Linked DNA regions of Homo sapiens: region 1 is linked to region 2. The links are chromatin loops, found by intact Hi-C in ENCODE. Cell type or tissue: Calu3. All regions are shown on one strand. Links, peaks and the distances in the headings refer to the core of each region. The heading gives the core; the rest is flanking DNA. Region 1 has its middle 160 kb from the start of BRWD3. Region 2 has its middle 140 kb from the start of TENT5D.

Region 1 (11,437 bases), core at 1,677-9,676, 370 kb after region 2:
ATATACACATACATGTATGCATATATATGTATACATACACGTATGCATATATATGTATACGTGTATGTATGCATATGTATGTATGCATATATACATATGTATATATGTGTGTGTGTATATATATAGGAATACTACTCAGCCATAAAAAGGAATGAAATAATGGCATTTGCAGTAACCTGGATGGAATTAGAGACAATCATTCTAAGTGAAGTAACTCACGAATGGAAAAAACAAAGGTCGTATGTTCTCATGCATATGTGGGAGCTAAGCTATGAGGATGGAAAGGCATAAGAATGATACATTGGACTACGGGGACTCAGGGAAAATGGAGGGTGGTGGTGAGGGATAAAAGACCACTCATTAGGTACAGTGTACACTGCTTGGATGATGGGTGCACCAAAATCTCAGAAATCACCTCTGAAGAACTTATTCATGTAACGAAACACCACCTGTTCCCCAAAAATCTATTGAAATAAAAAAATTAAAAATTAAAAACCAAAAAACAAAGTCCTCTTTAACCTTTCCTCTCCTCTTCTCAAGTAGAAAGAAAGAATCTCTCTTGGAGCGGTGCTACCTAGGGTTGGGGAAGGGGTGGCACAAGCACTCTTTTCGATGACCCAGCTGATGTCTCACTGAGTCATGTTATCCCAAGTCCACTGGCTCTGAGCCCAGCATGGCAGCAGGACTTTCCCAAGAATTGCAGTACTTGTGGCTTTGAGAGCCTTTCAAGTTTATTTAGTACCCCAGAGCCCTTTAGTCCATAGTGGCAAGGCTTGTTGGAACTCAGGTTCTGACCACTGGGATGGACGATTCCCCTCTGGCTAGGACTGATCTAGATGCTCCCTCCATGGACACCATCTGAGTTCTGTCCAGTGTTGCCTTCTGACAGGGCAGCACTGCGTTCCAATGCAAAGTCTCACAATCACTGAGCTCTCCTTCCCCCAAGTGCATAGATTCTCTCTCTATGCCATGCAGCCCCTGCTGGGGGTACGGGGGTGGGCTGGGGTCAACAATTAAAGACTTTATTTCCTACTCTCTTCAGGCCCTCTTTCAGTAATATGAAGTTAAAACCAGGTACTGTGAACACTCATCTGATTTTTGGCTCTTATGAAGGTGCATTTTTGTGTGGATAGTTGTTCAAGTTGGTGTTCCTGTGGGATGGGACATTATCTGGAGGCTTCCATTCTGCCATCTCGCTCTACCTCCTCCCTTTCACACTTGTTCTTAAAAGATAATTTGTTGACTACATAATTCTACGTTGAAATTTATATTCTTTCAGCACCTTGAATACATAATTTATCTTCTGTCTTTCATTTTTGCTTTAAGATGTTGGCTGTTAGTTTAATTGCTTTCCATTGTACATCATCTATTTTTCCCTCTAGCTTCTTTTAAAAGTTTCTCTGTGTTTGGGGTATGTCACCAAATGTCTGGACAAGAATTTGTTTTTATTTATCCTGCTTTGTATATTTTTTGCTTCCAATATCTGTGGATACATGTCTTTTATGAGGTTTGGAAAATTCTTAGTCATTATATTTTCAAATATTACATTTTTTTCCATTCTCCTTATTGTTTTATGTGACATATATTAAAATTTCTCATCCTCTGCCTCATAAACTTCTCCTTCATAGTTTCCATTTTTCCTTCTCTGTTGCATTATGTATAGTTTCCTCAGATGTATCTTCCAGTTTGCTAATATTTTCTTAACACTGTCTAATATGCTGTTTAGCACATATGTTGATTTTTTAATGACTGTTTTCAGTGTTTTAAGTTTCATTTGGATATATATATGTATATGTTATATATATATGTATGTTATATATATATATGTTTTGTTGGCTACTTATTTTTAGATGTTGGCGTGCATTTCAAAAAATAGTTTGTCTTAGTCTGTTTTGTGTTGCTATAAATGAATAAGTGAAAGTTGGTAGTTTACAAAGAAAATAGGATTATTTTAACTCATATTCCTATAGGCTGGAAAATGAAGGACATGGCTCTGGCTTCTGGCAATGACATTCATGCCATGTTACAACATGGTGGAGAAGATCAAAGGAAAACCAGAACCATCCAATAAGGGAAAAACCTGAGGGACATCTTGAGTTTATAACAACCGACTCTTGAAAGAACTAATTCATTCCCATGAGAGCCAATATAGTCTTGCAAGAGTTAAAACACACTCACTACTCAAGAACAGCATGAAGCCATTCATGAGGGACCTGCTCCCATGACTCAAACACTTCTCTCTAGGTTCTACCTCTCAGCACTGTACCTTTGGGAATCAAATTTCAATGTGAGTTTTCATGGGGACAAACAAACCATATCCAAACTATAGCGCAGTTCATGCACAGTTGTTTTATAATCTGTAGGTGATTATTCAAATAACTAAAGGAAGTCTGTTGGAATGTAAGCCTATTGTTTGTTTTTTATTTGTTTGCATTCACTCATAATGGTTTTGTCCTTGTGTGTTTGGTAATATTTTATAGTGAGATCATAGTTAATTAATATTTATCTGTGAGACTGCAAGGGATTTAGATTCAAGATGTTTTCCTCCAGAGAAGATCTGCTTTTGCTTCTGCGTTGCCAGGGTACATTACAAACCTGAGATCACTGTAGCTCTTTTGCAGGGGTGGATCTTGGCCTAGTGCCCACAGGCTCAAATTCAGCTCCCTTGATTTCTGCCAGTTCAATATTTGTGTCCTTATCCATGTCAGCGCTAATAATAATATTTATCCTCATATCTAAGCCATCTTTCTGCTTACTTGTTGCTAGCTGCACTGTTTCAGATTACCCACTTTTTGGCTAGCAGAGAATGTGCCTAGAAACTTTCTGTTACTTTTTGAGCCCAGCAATACATTAAACATCTGTTTTATTGAGAATGTATTTGATGCATTGTGAGAAAGTTCCTCAACATATCTAGTCCACTATACAACCAGACATTCTCTTCCCACTCTTGCTTCAATGAACTGGCATCTGGATTTTTTTCTCTCACCTTTTATCAGAAACTGTCATTAAAAGATCACCTAAGAGCTTCACAGTACTAAATCTAATAGAAGTTTCTGTCCTTGTCAGCACTTGACCTATCTGCCCTTGACTATCTCAGTTTCCTTTGTAAATTGTAATATCATCCATCCCTTAAATGTTTCTGTTCTTTGGGATTTTAATCTTAACCCTTTCCTTTTAAACCCACACACTTTCTATGATCAATCTGATTTATTCTTCTTGCTCTGGCTACCATCTATATATTGATAACTCCCAACACTGTCTTCATCCCAAACAAACCGGTCTATTCAACTGCCTGCAGTACTTGAATGTTCCATAGTTCCTTTATATTCAACATGTTCAAAACTAAATTTATCATCTTGCTGTCATACTCCCAACTCCTTCTTTCTCCTGTGTTCTCTATTCATACTGCACAAGCCAGAAAACAGTCCATTATTCATAATGTTTTCTTCTCTTAAGGTTTTCACATTCAATAAACCACCAAGTCTGACTATTCTACATCTCTGGAGCCATCTACTTTTCTCCAGCTTCAGTGCCATTGCCCTGGTAAAGATAAGTCACTTTCATCTCTTGCTTGGAGTATAGTGACAGCCTCTTAACTGGTTTCTCTGCCTGTCCTCTTGAACCCTCTCCTTCCCACCACCCAATACTGTCTCCATACTATAGTGAATAAGTTTTCTAAAATATAATCCTGTTACTATTTTGCTTAAAAGAACAACTAGTGATTGATTACAGGATAAAATTCAAATTCTTTTCCCAAGATCCTTTGAGATCTGGCCTCTGTCTATCATCCAGCTTCACGTCTCTGTCATACTACATTCCCCTTCCATGGCTGTCACAATACTTGAAGGAATATTGAGTTACTTCCAGTTTCCCAAATATGTTTTCTCAAACAGAAGTGCCTCTGTTCTTACTCCTCCCTCTCTCTCTAATCCCCTTACTTGTTGTCTTTAATAGTTGTGTGAGGTGTTCTCTTAATATCCTGAATTTACCTTTAGTTTGTGTTTGTCTTATTGCACTGTAAATACCTTCTGTCTTCTTCATTAGACTGTGTCTTAAGGATGGTCTATGCCTCATTTATCACAACACCTAAACATACAAGGCATTCAACAAATGTTTGCAACAAGAAAATGGAAGAAAACTAGCCTGCTAGCTTAGCTTTATTTGTAACATACTGTTGCAAACTGTACTGAGAAAGAGCAAAATGAATGTGCAAGTGCTTTAAGCCCTCTGGCCAACTATCAATTCCACATCTAACCTTAATGCATGTATGAGTGTAGTATATGCTAATCTCAGCCCATTGCTGCTCTTCAATTAGTTACAGAGAGTTCAATTAACTTCATACTCTAGTGCCAAGAATACTAAAGGTATGGTGTATGGACCATACCTTTATCAAGCCTTTATCAGCACTGATACGGTCCATATCAGATATGGACCATACTTTATTAAGCCTTTATCAGCAATAGAAGTAGGAGAATCTTAGCAACTATTTACTTAAGGAGTTCTGGACCTATCTTTAAGTTTCTACTTTTATTTGTTTCTTCTGATTACAAAATGAAGATGGGTTGTTAGATTAGTGTTACTTAAATATTAACATTTTTAGATCTAAAAGTTAACCTAATGAATTTTCAATAATGAGTTTTGTTTTTTGTTTTTTGTTTTTTTTAATGAAAACAAGATGAGAATTTGTATCTTAAGGAAGGAGAGGAAGGGTGGACCGAAGCATCTAATGTTCTTGTTTCTACTTTTTAACCTATTTCTGCTGCTGCCATCTAGTGTTCTGTCTGTGCTGTCTGCATTTGCTTTTTAGCATTAACTCTGTATTCCTAAATGCCACTTCAGGAAGGGATCTGGATATTCTGATTTTTCTGTTCAATGTTCTTTCTATTTCATGACACTTAGGATCAAATATGCCATAGTAATAACAACTGTAGCTCCAAGCTGTGAAGGTCTTTGCAGTTTACAAAGTGCTTTTACACTCTTATAATCTCAGAAGATTGTTTCTAACAGTGGCTTTTCAATGATCCAACAACTACAAATTTTCTAAGGAAAATAATCATAGCATGTCAGAGGTGGAAAAGCTATTAGAGCACAGCTAGCCAAGTGGTTTTTATTTTTTTATTTAGTGTGTGTGTGTATATATAGCTAATACCTATTAAAGTTGTTGGGTAAATTAATCCCATATGATAAACATGAATTAAAACCTTAAGTCAATAAAAACATTTCCCTTCAATAAACACTCTGCTTTGTCAATAAGTTTTTGCTCAATCTTGTTCTCAAGTATACATGTTAACAGTCTTTGAAAATATTTAAGTAAATGTATCAGTATTTCAGAAATGTTAATTGCCCTTCCTAGCAAGTAGACTTAGATGGGAATTCATCTTTAAACCATGCTACTTTCTATCCTGGAGGATTCCAGGGAGGTGACTTGTAGGGAGAGATAATGCTAATGATAGTTCTTCATCAGTACCCCCTGTCCCCACCTCAAAATAGACACACACCTCCTGTATCTAAGAGCATTGTTTTACTACTTTTATATGTTCTATCTTTTTGGGTTCTATATAATTTTTTTTCCTGCATATAGTTTTGTCCAGATCCAAGATTTCACTCCTTAAAAGTTGAAAATCCATTTTACAGCTGAGAAAATTGAAGTTCAGAAAGGTTATGTCATGAGTAAAAGGTCACACAGTTATCAAGTAGCAGAGTAAGGACTGGAACCCAGGTCTGCCTGATTCCAAGGCTCAAGCTGGCTTCTCAGACAATGAAGTTGGTTATAATGAAAGACATTAAATCCAGATAGTTAAAACAAATAAATAGTCAGGCAAGAAAACAAAGGTCTTTTTAAAAATTGTGGTAAAATATACATAACATTAATTTTACCATTTTAACCATTCAAAGTATACAACTTAGTGTCATTAAGTACATTTACAATGTTGTGTAAGCATCACCACTATCTATTTCCAGAACTTTTTCATTATCTTAAACAGAAACTACATACCCATTAAACAATAATTCTTTTTGGCCATAATACAAGTCAAAAAACAATAGATGTTGGTGAGAATGTGCTTAAAAGGAAACACTTCTACATTGCTAGAGGGAATGTAAATTAGTATAACCACTATGGAAAACAATATGGAGATTCCTTAAAGAACTAAAAGTAAATTTACTCTTCGATCCAGCAACTACACTCAGAGGAAAAGAAGTCATTATATGAAAAAGACACATGCACACACATGATTATAGCAGCACAATTTGCAATTGCAAAGATATGAAACAAACTTAAGTGCCCATCGGCCAATGAGTGGATAAACAAAATATGGTATATATATACCAGGGAATACTACCCAGCCATAAAAAGGAACCAAATAATGTCTTTTGCAGCAACTTGGATGGAGTTGGAGGCCATTATTCTAATTGAAGTAACTCAGGAATGGAAAACCAAATATTGTATGTTCTCACTTATAAGTGGGAGCTAAACTATGAGGACACAAAGAAGTATACAGTGATATAATGGACTTTGGGAACTCATGTAGGGGAAAGGATGGGAAGTAAGTGAGGGATAAAAGACTATGTATAGGGTACAATGCACACCGCTCAGGTGATAGGCACACTAAACATTCAGAATTTACCACTTAACTCATCCATGTAACCAAAAACAACCTGTACCCCAAAAAACTGTTGAAAAATAATAATTAAAAATAATTCCCAATTCTCCCCTCTACTATGCCCTGACAAACACCAAATACTCTCTATGAATCTGAATTCTCTAGTTACCTCATATAAGTGGAATCATAAAATATTTGGCCTTTTGTGACTAGTTTATTTCACGAAAATAATGTCTTTGAGGTTCATCCATGTTGTAACATGCATCAGAATTTCCTTCCCTTTTAAGGCTGAATAATATTCCATTGTATGGAACATATACCATGTATTGTTTATCCATTCATGGACATTTAGGTTGTTACACCTTTTGCTTATCATGAATAATTCTGCTGTGAAAGTTGGTGTACAAATATTCATTTGAGTCCCTGCTTTCAATTCTTTTATACCTCAGAATGGAATTGATGGATCACATGATATTTTTATATTTAACTTTTTGAGAAACTATCAAACTGCTTTCTATAATGAAGAAGACTTTTTAAGACAAACGAGTCCGGTTCCAAAATGGCCGAATAGGAACAGCTCCAGTCTACAGCTCCCAGCGTGAGCAACACAGAAGACGGGTGATTTCCAACTGAAGTACCAGGTTCATCTCACTGGGGCTTGTCGGACAGTGGGTGCAGGACAGTGGGTGCAGCGCACCGAGTGTGAGCTGAAGCAGGTTGAGGCATCACCTCACCCAGGAAGCACAAGTGGTCAGGAAATTCCCTTTGCTAGCCAAGCAAAGCTGTGACAGACGGCACCTGGAAAATTGGGTCACTCCCACCCTAATATTGCGCTTTTCCGATGGTCTTAGCAAACGGCACACCAGGAGATTATATCCTGTGCCTGGCTCGGAGGGACCCATGCCCAAGGAGCCTTGCTCACTGCTAACACAGCAGTCTGAGATAAAACAGTAAAGTGGCAGCGAGGCTGGGGGAGGGGTGCCCATCATTGCTGAGGCTTGAGTAGGTAAACAAAGTGGCCAGGAAGCTCGAACTGGGTGGAGCCCACCACAGCCCAAGGAGGTCTGCCCACCTCTGTAGACTCCACCTCTGCGGGCAGGGCATAGCCAAACAAAAGGAAGCAGAAGCCTCTGAAGACTTAAATGTCCCTGTCTGACAGCTTTGAAGTGAATAGTGGTTCTCCCAGCATAGAGTTTGAGATCTGAGAACAGACAGAGTGCCTCCTCAAGTGGGTCCCTGATCCCTGAGTAGCCTAACTGGGAGGCACCCCCCAGTAGAGGCAGACTGACACCTCACACGGCCAGGTACCCATCTGAGATGAAACCTCCAGAGGAACGATCAGACAGCAACTTTGGCTGTTCGGCAATATTCACTGTTCTGAAGCCTCCACTGCTGATACCCAGGCAAACAAGGTCTGGAGTGGACGTCCAGCAAACTCCAACAGACCTGCAGCTGAGGGTTCTGACTCTTAGAAGGAAAACTAACAAACAGAAAGGACATCCACACCAAAACCCCATCTGTATGTCACCATCATCCAAGACCAAAGGTAGATAAAACCACAAAGATGGGGAAAAAACAGAACAGAAAAACTGAAAAATCTAAAAATCAGAGCACCTCTCCTCCTCCAAAGGAACGCAGCTCCTCACCAGCAATGGAACAAAGCTGGACAGAGAACGACTTTGATGAGTTGAGAGAAGAAGGCTTCAGATGATCAAACTACACTGAGCTAAAGGAGGAAGTTCGAACCCATTGCAAAGGAGTTAAAAGCCTGGAAAAAAGATTAGACGAATGGCTAACTAGAATAACCAATGCAGAGAAGTCCTTAAAGGACCTGATGGAGCTGAAAATCATGGCACGAGAAATACGTGATGAATGCACAAGCTTCAGTAGCTGATTTGATCAACTGGAAGAAAGGGTATCAGTGATTGAAGATCAAATGAATCAAATGAAGCAAGAAGAGAAGTTTACAGAAAAAAGAAAAGAAAAATGAACAAAGCCTCCAAGAAATATGGGACTATGTGAAAAGACCAAATCTACGTCTGATTGGTGTACCTGAAAGTGAGGGGCAGAATGGAACAAAGATGGAAAACACTCTGCAGGATATTATCCAGGAGAACTTCCCCAATCTAGCAAGGCAGGCCAACATTCAAATTAACGAAATACAGAGAACGCCACAAAGATATTCCTCGAGAAGAGCAACTCCAAGACACATAATTGTCAGATTCACCAAAGTTGAAATGAAGGAAAAAATGTTAAGGGCAGCCAGAGAGAAAGGTTAGGTTACCCACACAGGGAAGCCCATCAGACGAACAGCTGATGTCTCGGCAGAAACTCTACAAGCCAGAAGAGAGTAGGGGCCAATATTCGACATTCTTAAAGAAAACAATTTTCGACCCAGAATTTCATATCCAGCCAAACTAAGCTTCGTAAGTGAAGGAGAAATGAAATCCTTTACAGACAAACAAATGCTGAGAGATTTTGTCACCACCAGGCCTGCTCTACAAGAGCTTCTGAAGGAAGTACTAAACATGGAAAGGAAAAACCGGTACCAGCCACTGCAAAAGCATGCCAAATTGTAAAGACCATCAAGGCTAGGAAGAAATTGCACCAACTAACGAGCAAAATAACCAGCTAACATCATAAAGACAAGATCAAATTCACACATAACAATATTAACCTTAAGTGTAAATGGGCTAAATGCTCCAATTAAAAGACACAGACTGGCAAATTGGATAAAGAGTCAAGACCCATCAGTGTGATGTATTCAGGAAACCCATCTCATGGGCAGAGACACACATAGGCTCAAAATAAAGGGATGGAGGAAGATCTAACAAGCAAATGGAAAACAAAAAAAGGCAGGGGTTGCAATCCTAGTCTCGGATAAAACAGACTTTAAACCAACAAAGATCAAAAGAGACAAAGAAGGCCATTACATAATGGTAAAGGGATCAATTCAACAAGAAGAGCTAACTATCCTAAATATATATGCACCCAATACAGGAGCAGCCAGATTCATAAAGCAAGTCCTTAGAGACCAACAAAGAGACTTAGACTCCCACACAATAATAATGGGAGACTTTAACACCCCACTGTCAACATTAGACAGATCAACGAGATGGAAATTTCACAAGGATATCCAGGAATTGAACTCAGCTCTGCACCAAGCAGACCTAATAGACATCTACAGAACTCTCCACCCCAAATCAACAGAATATACATTCTTCTCAGCACCACACCACACCTATTCCAAAACTGACCACATAGTTGGAAGTAAAGCACTCCTCAGCAAATGTAAAAGAAAAGAAATTATAACAAACTGTCTGTCAGACCACAGTGCAATCAAACTACAACTCAGGATTAAGAATCTCACTCAAAACTACTCAACTACATGGAAACTGAACAACCTGCTCCTGAATGACTACTGGGTACATAACAAAATGAAGGCAGAAATAAAGATGTTCTTTGAAACCAACAAGAACAGATACAATATACCAGAATCTCTAGGACACATTTAAAGCAGTGTGTAGAGGGAAATTTATAGCACTAAATGCCCACAAGAGAAAGCAGGAAAGATCTAAAATTGACACCCTAACATCACAATTAAAAGAACTAGAGAAGCAACAGCAAACACATTCAAAAGATAGCAGAAGGCAAGAAATAACTAAGATCAGAGCAGAACTGAAGGAGATAGAGACACAAAAAACCCTCCAAAAAATCAATGAATCCAGGAGCTGGCTTTTTGAAAAGATCAACAAAATTGATAGACCGCTAGCAAGACTAATAAAGACGAAAAGAGAGAAGAATCAAATAGACGCAAATAAAAACTGACAAAGGGGATATCACCACCGATGCCACAGAAATACAAACTACCATCAGAGAATACTATAAATACCTCTACACAAATAAACTAGAAAATCTAGCAGAAATGGATAAATTCCTCGACACATACACCCTCCCAAAACTAAACCAGGAAGAACTTGAATCTCTGAATAGACCAATAACAGGCTCTGAAATTGAGGCAATAATTAATAGCTTACCAACCAAAAAAAGTCCAGAACCAGATGGATTTACAGCTGAATTCTACCAGAGGTACAAAGAGGAGCTGGTACCATTCCTTCTGAAACTAGTCCAGTCAATAGAAAAAGAGGGAATCCTCCCTAACTCATTTTATGAGGCCAGCATCATCCTGATACCAAAGCCTGACAGAGACACAACAAAAAAAGAGAATATTAGACCAATATCCCTGATGAACATCGATGCAAAAATCCTCAATAAAATACTGGCAAACCGAATCCAGCAGCACATCAAAAAGCTTATCCACCATGATCAAGTGGGCTTCATCCCTGGGATGCAAGGCTGGTTCAACATATGCAAATCAATAAACATAATCCAGCATATAAACAGAACCAAAGACAAAAACCACATGATTATTTCAATAGATGCAGAAAAGGCCTTTGACAAAATTCAACAGCCCTTCATGCTAAAAACTCTCAATAAATTAGGTATTGATGGGACGTATGTCAAAATAAGAAGAGCTATTTATGACAATCCCACAGCCAATATCATACTGAATGGGCAAAAACTGGAAGCATTCCCTTTGAAAACTGGCACAAGACAGGGATGCCCTCTCTCACCACTCCTACTCAACATAGTGTTGGAATTTCTGGCCAGGGCAATCAGGCAGGAGAAAGAAATAAAGGGTATTCAATTAGGAAAAGAGGAAGTCAAATTGTCCCTGTTTGCAGATGACATGATTGTATATTTAGAAAACTCCATCATCTCAGCCCAAAATCTCCTTAAGCTGATAAGCAACTTCAGCAAAGTCTCAGGATACA
Region 2 (10,764 bases), core at 2,765-10,764:
ATAAAAAGTGATAAAGGGGATATCACCATTGATCCCACAGAAATACAAACTACCATCAGAGAATACTATAAACACCTCTATGCAAATAAACTAGAAAATCTAGAAGAAATGGATAAATTCTTGGACACATACACCCTACCAAGACTAAAGTAGGAAGAAGTCGAATCCCTGAATAGACCAATAACAAGTTCTGAAAATGAGGTAGTAATTAATAGCCTACCAACCAAAGAAAGCTCAGAACCAGAGAGATTAACAACTGAATTCTACCAGAGGTACAAAGAGGAGCTGGTCCCATTCCTTTTGAAACTATTCCAAACAACAGAAAAACAGGGACTCCTCCCTAACTCATTTTACAAGGCCAGCATCATCCTGATTCCAAAACCTGGCAGAGACACAACAAAAAAAGAAAATTTCAGGCCAATATCCCTGACGAATGTCGATGCAAAAATCCTCAATAAAATATTGGCAAACCGAATCCAGCAGCACATCAAAAAGTTTATCCACCATGATCACGTCGGCTTCATCCCTGGGATGCAAGGGTGGTTCAACATATGCAAATCAATAAACGTAATCCATCACATAAACAGAACCAATGACAAAAACCACATCATTAACTCAATAGATGGAGAAAAGGCCTTTGATAAAATTCAACACACCTTCAGGCTAAAAACTCTCAATAAACTAGGTATTGATGGAACATACCTCAAAATAGTAAGAGTTATTTATGACAAACCCACAGCCAATATCATAATGAATGGGCAAAAGCTGGAAGCATTCCCTTTGAAAACCAGCACAAGACAAGGATGCCTTCTCTTACCACTCCTATTCAACATAGTATTGGAAATTCTGGCCAGGGCAATCAGACAAGAGAAGGAAATAACAGGTATTCAAATAGAAAGAGAGGAAGTCAAATTGTGTCTGATTGCAGATGTCATGATTGTATATTTAGAAAACCCCATCATCTCAGCCCAAAATCTCCTTAAGCTGATTAGCAACTTCAGCAAAGTCTCAGGATACCAAATCAATGTGCAAAAATCACAAGCATTTCTACACACCAATAATAGATAAACAGAGAGCCAAATCATGAGTGAACTCCCATTCACAATTGCTACCAAGAGAATAAAATACCTAGGAATCCAACTTACAAGGGATATGAAGGACCTCTTCAAGGTGAACTACAAACCACTGCTCAAGGAAATAAGACAGGAAACAAATGGAAAGACATTCCATGGTCATGGATAGGAAGAATCAATATCGTGAAAATGGCCATACTGCCCAAAGTAATTTATAGATTCAATGCTATCCCCATCAAGCTACCACTGACTTTCTTCACAGAATTGGAAAAAGCAACTTTAAATTTCATGTGGAACCAAAAAGGAGCCCACATAGCCAAGACAATCCTAAGCAAAAAGAACAAAGCTGGAGGCATCACGCTACCTAACTTCAGACTATACTACAAGGCTACAGTAACCAAAACAGCATGGTACTGGTACCAAAATAGATATATAGACAAATGGAACAGAACAGAGGCCTCAGAAATAACATCACACATCTACAACCATCTGATCTTTGACAAACCTGACAAAAACAAGCAATGGGGAAAGTATTTCCTATTTAATAAATGGTGTTGGGAAAACTGGCTAGCCCTTGCAGAAAACTGAGACTGGACCCCTTCCTTACAATTTATACAAAAATTAACTCAAGATGGATTAAAGACTTAAATGTTAGACCTACAACCATAAAAACCCTAGAAGAAAACCTAGGCAATACCATTCAGGACATAGGCATGGGCAAAGACTTCATGACTAAAACACCAAAAGCAATGGCAACAAAAGCCAAAACAGACAAATGGGATCTAATTAAACTAAAGAGCTTCTGCTCAGCAAAAGAAACTATCATCCGAATCAACAGCAACCTACAGAATGGGAGAAAATTTTTGCAATCTATCCATCACAACAAAGGACTAATATCCAGAATCTACAAAAAACTTAAATTAAAAAAAAAAACATCAAAAAGTAGGTGAAGGATATGAACAGACACTTCTCAAAAGAAGACATTTATGCAGCCAACAAACATATGACAAAAAGCTCATCATCACTGGTCATTAGAGAAATGCAAATCAAAACCACAATGAGATACCATCTCACACCAGTTAGAATGGCAATCATTAAAAAGTCAGGAAACAACAGATGCTGGAGAGCATGTGGAGAAATAGGAATGCTTTTACACTGTTGGTGGGAGTGTAAATTAGTTCAACCATTGTGGAAGACAGTGTGGCTATGCCTCAAGGACCTAGAACCAGAAATACCATTTGACCCAGCAATCCCATTACTGGGTATATACCCAAAGGTTTATAAATCATTCTACTATAAAGACACATGCACACGTATGTTTACTGCAGTACTGTTCACAATAGCAAAGACTTGGAACCAACCCAAATGTCCATCAGTGATATACTGGATAAAGAAAATGTGGCATATATACACCATGGAATACTATGCAGCCATAAAAAAGGATGAGTTCATGTCTTTGCAGGGACATGGATGAAGCTGGAAACCATCATTCTGAGCAAACTAACACAAGAACAGAAAACCAAACACCACATGTTCTCACTCATAAGTGGGAGTTGAACAATGAGAACACATGGACACTGAGAGGCGAACATCACACACCAGGGCCTGTCAGGACGTGGGAGGCTAGGGGAGGGATAGCATTAGGAGAAATACCTAATGTAGATAATGGGTTGATGGGTGCAGCAAACCACCATGGCACATGTATACCTGTGTAACATACCTGCATGTTCTGCACCTGTATCCCAGAACTTAAAGTATAATAAATAAATTTAAAGAAATAATAATAATTACCATATGAATGTTAATATAGGCATTTTTCTTCTTTACCTAATATGTATTGTAAATTTGAATATTCCATCTTCCATTTTACCTTAGTTTACATAAAAATAAAACAAGTTCAATTTTATAAATATAAATTGAGCTTAAATATCTTCTGAATGTCAACCTTAAGATAATGAATTTACTAATTTTAAAGTATTTTTGTTGAGTCCTAAAAGTGACCCACGTGGAAGGTAATCTTATGATATAAAAGATAATAATACTGGGAAATGATCTGGTCTTCAGAACAAAAGGCCAAACTAATGGTTATCCAATATATTAGATGTACTGTAGATTACCACATTTCCTACTGTGAAGGAAAACTAATATGCTAAAAAAGATAAAACAGGCTAGATAACTCTAGCCTCACCTAATATTTGAGTTAACTTCAATTTCAGTTTTTAGCTCCTGGGCTGCCCTTAGCAGGAATCATTATTTGCATCCAGCCATACAACTGAGTTTCAGAAAAGTTAAGTACACTTGTCTGAGATCATTCTAGTGATAGACATAGGATTTTAATCTAGGTTTGACTGTCTCCAAAGCCTATGATTTTAATCTCCACTGTACCACTCCTCTAGTACATAAACTATCCTTTCTGCGTGTCTCTAAACCATTGGAGTGTATGCCAACTCCGGTATGAAAATACTACAGGGAATATAATATAATGACATTAACAGTCATTATGAGATTTATTATTATTATTATTATTATTTTTTGGAGACAGAGTCTCACTCTGTCACCCAGGCTGGAGTGCAGTGGCATGCTTTCAGCTCACTGCAACCACTGCCTCCTGGGTTCAAGCAATTCTTCTGTCTCAGCCTCTGGAATAGCTGGGATTACATGCGTGCACCACCACGCCCGGCTAATTTTTGTATTTTTTAGTAGAGACGGGGTTTTGCCATGTTGGCCAGGCTGGTCTCGAACTCCTGACCTCAGGTGATCCACCCGCCTCGGCCTCCCAAGTGCTGGGATTATAGGCTTGAGCCATCGCGCCCAGCCCATTGTGAGATTCTATAGACAGATTTTTATTGAAAAAGTAAAGACATAAAATTTAGTTGGGGGAAGCACTAACTCAATCAGCAATTAGATAGTTAAACATCTTTAAAGATGGGCATTGGTGTTTCTACATCAGTGGTTATATCTGTTTCTACTGCCAGTCACCACATATTGACATAGTCTCTTGATTTTTTAGTCACTACCCCAAGGAACATCTGGAAATATCTGGAGACATGCTTGGCTGTCACAACTGTAGGGAGGGGTGCCATTGGTATCTAGTGGGTAGAGGCCAGAGATGCTGCTAAGCATTCTACAGTGCACATGACAGCCCCCAGGATTATCCATCCCAAAATGTCAATAGTATCGAGGTTGTGAAATACTGCTCTAAACCTTATCCAAAAGTTGCCTACTGATTTCATTTACCACTGAGAGTCAGTAAGGCCATAATGTGGCAGCATTCATTTTATAAAACTTCCCTTGCTGCATTTTCAAGCCAAATCGTCTAATTTAGTCTTTAGCAGAAACAGAAACAAGTCCTTAGTCTCTTATAAAGACTATGTTTAAAAGATGGAGTCTTCTGACACAGAATGCCTTTGTTATAATACTTAACAAAAACCACCTTTCTTGTTCCCCTCCATATGGGCTACTTTAGGATTCTAACAAAACAAAATAGCACACAACTTAACCCACAGCCCTGTTCTCGAACATTACAAACCTGATTTTTAATTTATTAATCTCGATTTTAATTCTTTAGCATTAGTGATCTAAAGAGTTGATAAACTTAACTGTTTATTCTAATCAGGTAGTAGCTTAGATAGGATTTATCAACTCTATTTTCCAGATGTCCAAATCTTCTCTTCCCAGGAGAAAAGAAAAAAATAAGACTAAGCCTCATTTCAAACTAGTTCTCTACCTTTGAAAATACATTATAAAACATTAGCATCAATTTTTATTTTTTACTACTACATTATCTTGAACTAAAATTACACCAGAGAATAATAATACAACATGATTTCTACAGCAAAGATATCATAGATAAGTCATTCTCCCATGACATGAAGGGCCTGAAATAAACAGCCCTTCATGTATTATATATCCTGTTTCCAATAGCAATATCACAAAAGGGTATGAATTATTTACTTAAAAGAAACAACCAAATCATTATGCGTAATATTGCTGTCTTCTGAGCCCCTTTCACATTTTGCACATATTACTCAGTTTGCAGTACTCAAACTAGACTTATGACTCAATGGCCTAATCACAGCAGAATTATTTTGGAAGGTCCTTTTTTTAAAAAAAAAAAACTATATATTTCATACATGCAGCGAACAGTAGGTATTGAGCAAATGTTCAAACACTGCTGCTTCCTTTGATCACCTTTGTCTATTTCTTTTCATACACTAAATGAATCTATTTCCAGAGATTTTTAAGAAAATACTAAGATGACTGAAACACAGTCAAATTTTTATGAGCATGGCAAGGAATTGGATGACTGTTTAAAGTCCCTTGAAACACTAAATTCTAGGGTCACAAACCTAACTCTGGCAATTCGTGGTAAAGAGAAATATTTTCATCTATATTACAGAATTTTAGAACCTCTAGATATTAAATCAAGATTTTCCAAAATCACCTGGATAACTTCTTACCTACCTTCATCTGCCATTTCCTGAAGCAGCATATAGAATAAGAAAATGCGGATTTCTATTAAGCATTTGCTTTTTGCATGGTTTTTGGTTTTCTTTTAAAAGAGGGAAACCGGTCTCTAATTTTTTAAAAGAAAGCATTTAAAAAATATTTTGTACCACCAGAGGGAGCTGCATAATTTCAAAATTTTTTTTTTCTGAATAATACTAAATTCTAAAGCTTAAAACTATGAGGTTATGGGGAAATATTAGCAATGAGGTTCACATATAATTTAAATCTTAGTAATATAGATCTCTCCAAGTGAACCAATTTGTAAAAGCTCCATTCTAACCCACTTTACTTTTATTATGTATAATAGATTTAAATTTTAGATTACAATAATCAGAATTGTTCTTTCTGCCAGTTGATGTAAATCTGATATCAAGGCTAACTTTTTCAAATGTCAGAGATGAATAAAATATAAGTATTGAGATATTTACTAAAGTACAGGCATTCTCAGGCAATAGAGTCTGATTAATAATTTAAAAAACTCTTCTAGTTTTTAACTAAGTTATTGAAAATATTTTTAATATACAGGTGGGAATTCTAAGATATGATCCCAGCTCTACCATTAACAATGAGTATGATTTTAAGCCAATCACTAACCTTGCTGTTGGGCCTTAGTTCTTGTTTTCTTTCATTCACTTTAAAAATATTTCCAAAATATCGAAAAAGTTCATGAAATAGTAGATTCCTATGTGCATTAACATTTTGGTTTTAATTCATATCTAAAATAGCATTATTCGTGTTACAAGAATTTACTTAAATTGTATTATACAATGATTTTATTCCATAACTTCCTTTCCTCATTCAACCTTGTAAGATTATATCGAGATCTAGATATCTAGTTCATTCTCTTTAAATTACTGTATGATGTTGCAACACAGAAATAGACTCAGTTTTATTTATCCATTCTATTTTTGGAATTTAGATTTTTCTTAACTTCTCCCTATTATAGAAAATGGTGCAATGAACATTTTCGCACGTGTGTGTGTGTGTGTGTGTGTGTGTGTAAAGAGAGAGAAAGAGATTGATCTATATATATACCATTGTCTACACATGTAGGGGCTGCTTTGTGTATAAATTTGGAAGTGAAAGTACTAGGTTACATACATTTCATATACTGTGATTTATTCAACAATCTTCAAAAATTTTGAACATCTACTTTATGCCAGATATTTTACGTGCTAGGGAGGCACCAATGATGCCCTCATTAAGCTTAAATTCTAGTGTGTACACGAGAAGGGAGGGCAAATAAATTTTTTAAGAAGTATATGGTATATTAGAAAGCGATATATACAGTAGAGAAAAATAAAGCAGGGAAGGTAGACAACAGGAGGCATGGTAGGTATACTGTTGATGCAATTTTAAGTAGGATGGTCAGGAAAAACCTCACTATAAAAATGACTTAAAGACCTAAAGGAGGTAAGATAGTAAGCAACGAGTATGTCTAGAGAAAGAACATTTAAGGGAGAAGAAACTACAAGTGGAATGGCTTTCAGGCAGAAATATACTTGGTGTGTTTGACAAATAACAACAAATCCAGGTGCCTGAGTAGACTGATGAGCAATAACATGTCAGGACAGATCAAGGTAAGGCAGGCCATGTAGAACTTTATGGACCTTTGGAAACAATCTGGCTTTTACTGAGGAAAATGTTGAACCACTTGAAAGTTTTGAGAGGAATGACATGATCTGACTTGTACTAATAGGATTGCTCTCGTTGCTATGCTGAGAACAGACTGTAGATGTTACCAAACTGCTTTTCCAAAGTGGATGTGCCAATTTGAATTCTAATTACTACTCATTAGCAGGGTGTGAGAATTTGGGCAACTAAGTGTGTTCAGCCAGATCTCTCTCCATTTCTGCTGTAAATTTTGGTTAAGTTTTTATGACTAATGTTATATATATATATATATATATATATATATATATATATATGAATGTCTCCAGCACCTGGCACAATACCTGAAACAGGAGAAGGTGCTCAGTGAATGTCAGGTGAATGAGCTGAGAGGCACTTCAGATATCATCATATCCAACTCCTACATTTTACAGTTATGAAAACTGAGGCCCGGGGTAGTCAGTATCTGAGTCAAGGTCCCAAAGTTAATTAGAAGCAGAGTGATGACTAGAAATCAAAGTAACCAAGATAGTGAAACAGAACCTTATAGCAATCACACCCCCTGCAGGAACATCAAATTGAACAACTATCCATGCCAAACAAAAACAACAAACAAACAATAACAACAACAAAAACACCTTCACAAGAGCTAAAGAAACCAGGCGAATGGTCACAGTACCTGGTTTTGGAATAATCACAAGAAAAGATGCAATAAGGAGGGTGGACAGTCTCGCATTGCCTACATTACCCTTTCTGCAACCGTACGCAGCACAGCGTGGAGAGAGAATCTGTCTGCTTGGGGGAGGGAGAGGGAAGTGTGCATGGGACTTTGCCTTGGAATCAGTACCAGCCTGCCACAGTAAAACACAGCACCAAGCAGAACCCTAAGGCCCCTCATTCTAGGCTCGTGCCCAAGGATGGAGCTCCTACATCCGCCACAGGCCAGATGGGAATCTGTGGTCCCAACATGATGAACCCAAGTTGCAGCCTGCTTCACCAACAGCTGACAAAAGTAGCCTTAGGCTCTGAATAAATTTCAGTGGCAGGAAGGCTATCACAACTGCAGTCCTTGACTGAGCCCTGGTGATGCACTGGTCTGGGGCTTTTGGTTTGACACACTGTGACATCAGCTGCAGAGGCCACAGACTATCCACTTCACCCCTCCCCCAACCTCAGGCAGTATAGCATGGATAAAGACTCTTTCCACTTGGAGAGAAAAGAAGTGAGTGAGGGACTTTGCCCAGGGAACTCTCCCTGAATTTTCCCAAGTCCATCAGGGCTGGAAGCCTCAAAGCCCTCAAGAGAGTGGCAGCAAACCTAAGCTTAGGGCACCCTCTAGTGCTGAAACTGCTGCAGTGACCACAAGCTTAGTGAATTCAAAAGTCAGTCATGTTTATTTGAATTCCTGGAAAGCCTTCTGAAGAAGGATGAGGACATACAAGGCCAGACTGCAAAGACTGGAATAAATACATAATTTTTCAATGCTCAGACATCGATGCACATTCACAAGAATCAAGAACACTAAGGGCAATATGACCTCACCAAACAGACTAAAATAACAGTGAACAACCCTGGAGAGATGGAGATGTGTGTACTCTCAGACAGAAAACCCAAAACAGGTGTTTTGAGTAAGCTTAACAAACTTCACAAAAGCAAAGAGAAGCAATTCAGAAATATATCAGAGAAATTTTACAAAGGGATTAAAATAATCAAACAGTAATCCTGGAGCTGAAAAATACAGTGAATGAGATTTAAGAAATGCATTCTTGTCTTATTAGGAGAATTAATCAAGCAAAACAAAGGACCAGTGAGCTTAACAACAGTCTATTTGAAAATAAAGGAAAAAAAGAAAAAGCAATGAAAAATGTTCATGAAATCTATGGGATGGCATCAAAAGGGCAAATGTATGAGTCATTGGCCTTCAAGAGGGAGTAAAGAAAGAGAAAGGGGTAGAAAGCTTATTCAAAGAAAAAATAACAGAAAACATTCTAAACCTAGAGAATGACATAAATATCCAAATGCAGGTAGGTCAAAGATTACCAAGCAGATTTAATCCAAGTAAGACCACCTCAGACAAAAATAATCAAATTCTCAAAGGTCAAGGACAAAGAGAGGATCCTGTAAGCAGTGAGACAAAAGAAGCAAATAGTATACAAAGGCACTGCGATAGGTTTGCTGGCAGACTTAGCAAAAACCTTATAGGCCATGAGAAAATGGGATGAAATACTTGAAGTACTGAAGAAAAAATGCCTGCCAATTAAGACTACTGTATCCAGCAAGCCTATCCTTCAAACATCAAGGTGAGAGAGACTTTCCCAGAAATAGAAAAAAAAGACAATCTTCAAATTCATACAGAAATGCAAAAGACTCTGGATAGTTAAAGCAATCATGAGCAAAATGTACCAAGCTGGGGGCATTAATACAACTTAACTTTAAAATACACCACAAAGCTATAGTAACCCAAACAACATGTTACTGGCCTAAAAACAAACACACAGACAAATAGAACAGAATAGAATAACCAGAAATAAATCCACATGTTTACACCCAACATGTATTTGACAAAGGCACCAAGAACATACACTGGGGAAAGAACAGTTTCTTCAATAAATGGTGCTGGGAAAACTAGACAACCATATGTAGAAGAATAAAACAGACCTCTGTCTCTTACCATATAGAAAACTCAACTCTAAATGGATTAAAGACATAAATGTAAAAACCTTAAATTATGAAACTAATAAAATAAAACAGGGAAATGCTTCATAAAATTGGATCAGGCAAGGAGTTTTTGAATAAGATAACAAAAGCACAGGTCTATTCGTGTGATGGTTACACTGAAAGCTCAGACATTGCTGCGATGCAGCATATGCAGGTAACAAAGCTCCATCTGTACCCCCAAATATAGTTTTTTAAAAAGCACCTTTGGGAGGCTGAGGTGGGAGAATTGCTTGAGGCTAGGAGTTCAAGACCAGACTGGGCAACATAGTGAGACCCCCATCTCTACAAAAAAAAAAAATGAAATTGGCTGGGTGTAGTGGCACATTTGTGTAGTCCGAGCTACTTAGGAGGCCAAAGCAGGAGGACTGCTTGAGCCCAGGAGTTCAAAGTTACAGTGAGCTATAATCACACCATGCACTCCAGCCTAGGTGACAGAGCAAGACCCTGTCTCAAAAACCAAACCAAAAAGCACAGGCAGCAAAAGTAAAAATAGATAAATTACATCAAATTAAAAAGCTTCTGCACAGGAAAAAACACATAAATACAGTGGAGAAAGTACCTACAGAATGGGAGAAAGTAGTTGCAAAAGACCTGAATAGACATTTTTCGAAAGACATACAAATGGCCAACAAGTATGTGAAAAAATGCTCAACATCGGTAATCATCAGGGAAATGTGAGTCAAAACCACAGGGAAATATCACCTCACTCCAGTGAAAATGGCTCTTATCAAAAAGACAAAAAATAACAATTGCTTGTGAGGATATGGAGAAAGGAGAATTCTTAGGCACTGTTTGTAAGGATATTAATTCAGTACAGATATAATGGAAAAGAATATGTAGTTTCCTCAAAAAA

Evidence for each region. A loop is a pair of places that touch in the nucleus more often than their neighbours do. Peaks named below come from ENCODE experiments on the same cell type or tissue, not always from the same donor. Only the 100,000 strongest peaks of a DNase experiment are listed, where the experiment ranks them.
Region 1: it touches region 2 in a loop (11-fold over the local background); 4 of 110 quality-filtered maps call a loop at or near these places.

The regions. Positions count from the first base shown.
Region 1 is chrX:80,643,440-80,654,876 of GRCh38, forward strand. No RefSeq gene overlaps it. Among named protein-coding and RNA genes, the nearest start is that of BRWD3, 160 kb to the right of the region's middle. In Calu3, for the core only: a CTCF peak has its summit at 4,770 (motif pointing left); no DNase peak of the experiment used is centred there.
Region 2 is chrX:80,277,039-80,287,802 of GRCh38, forward strand. It overlaps the pseudogene CHMP1B2P. Among named protein-coding and RNA genes, the nearest start is that of TENT5D, 140 kb to the right of the region's middle. In Calu3, for the core only: no CTCF peak of the experiment used is centred there; a DNase peak (open chromatin) is centred at 8,523.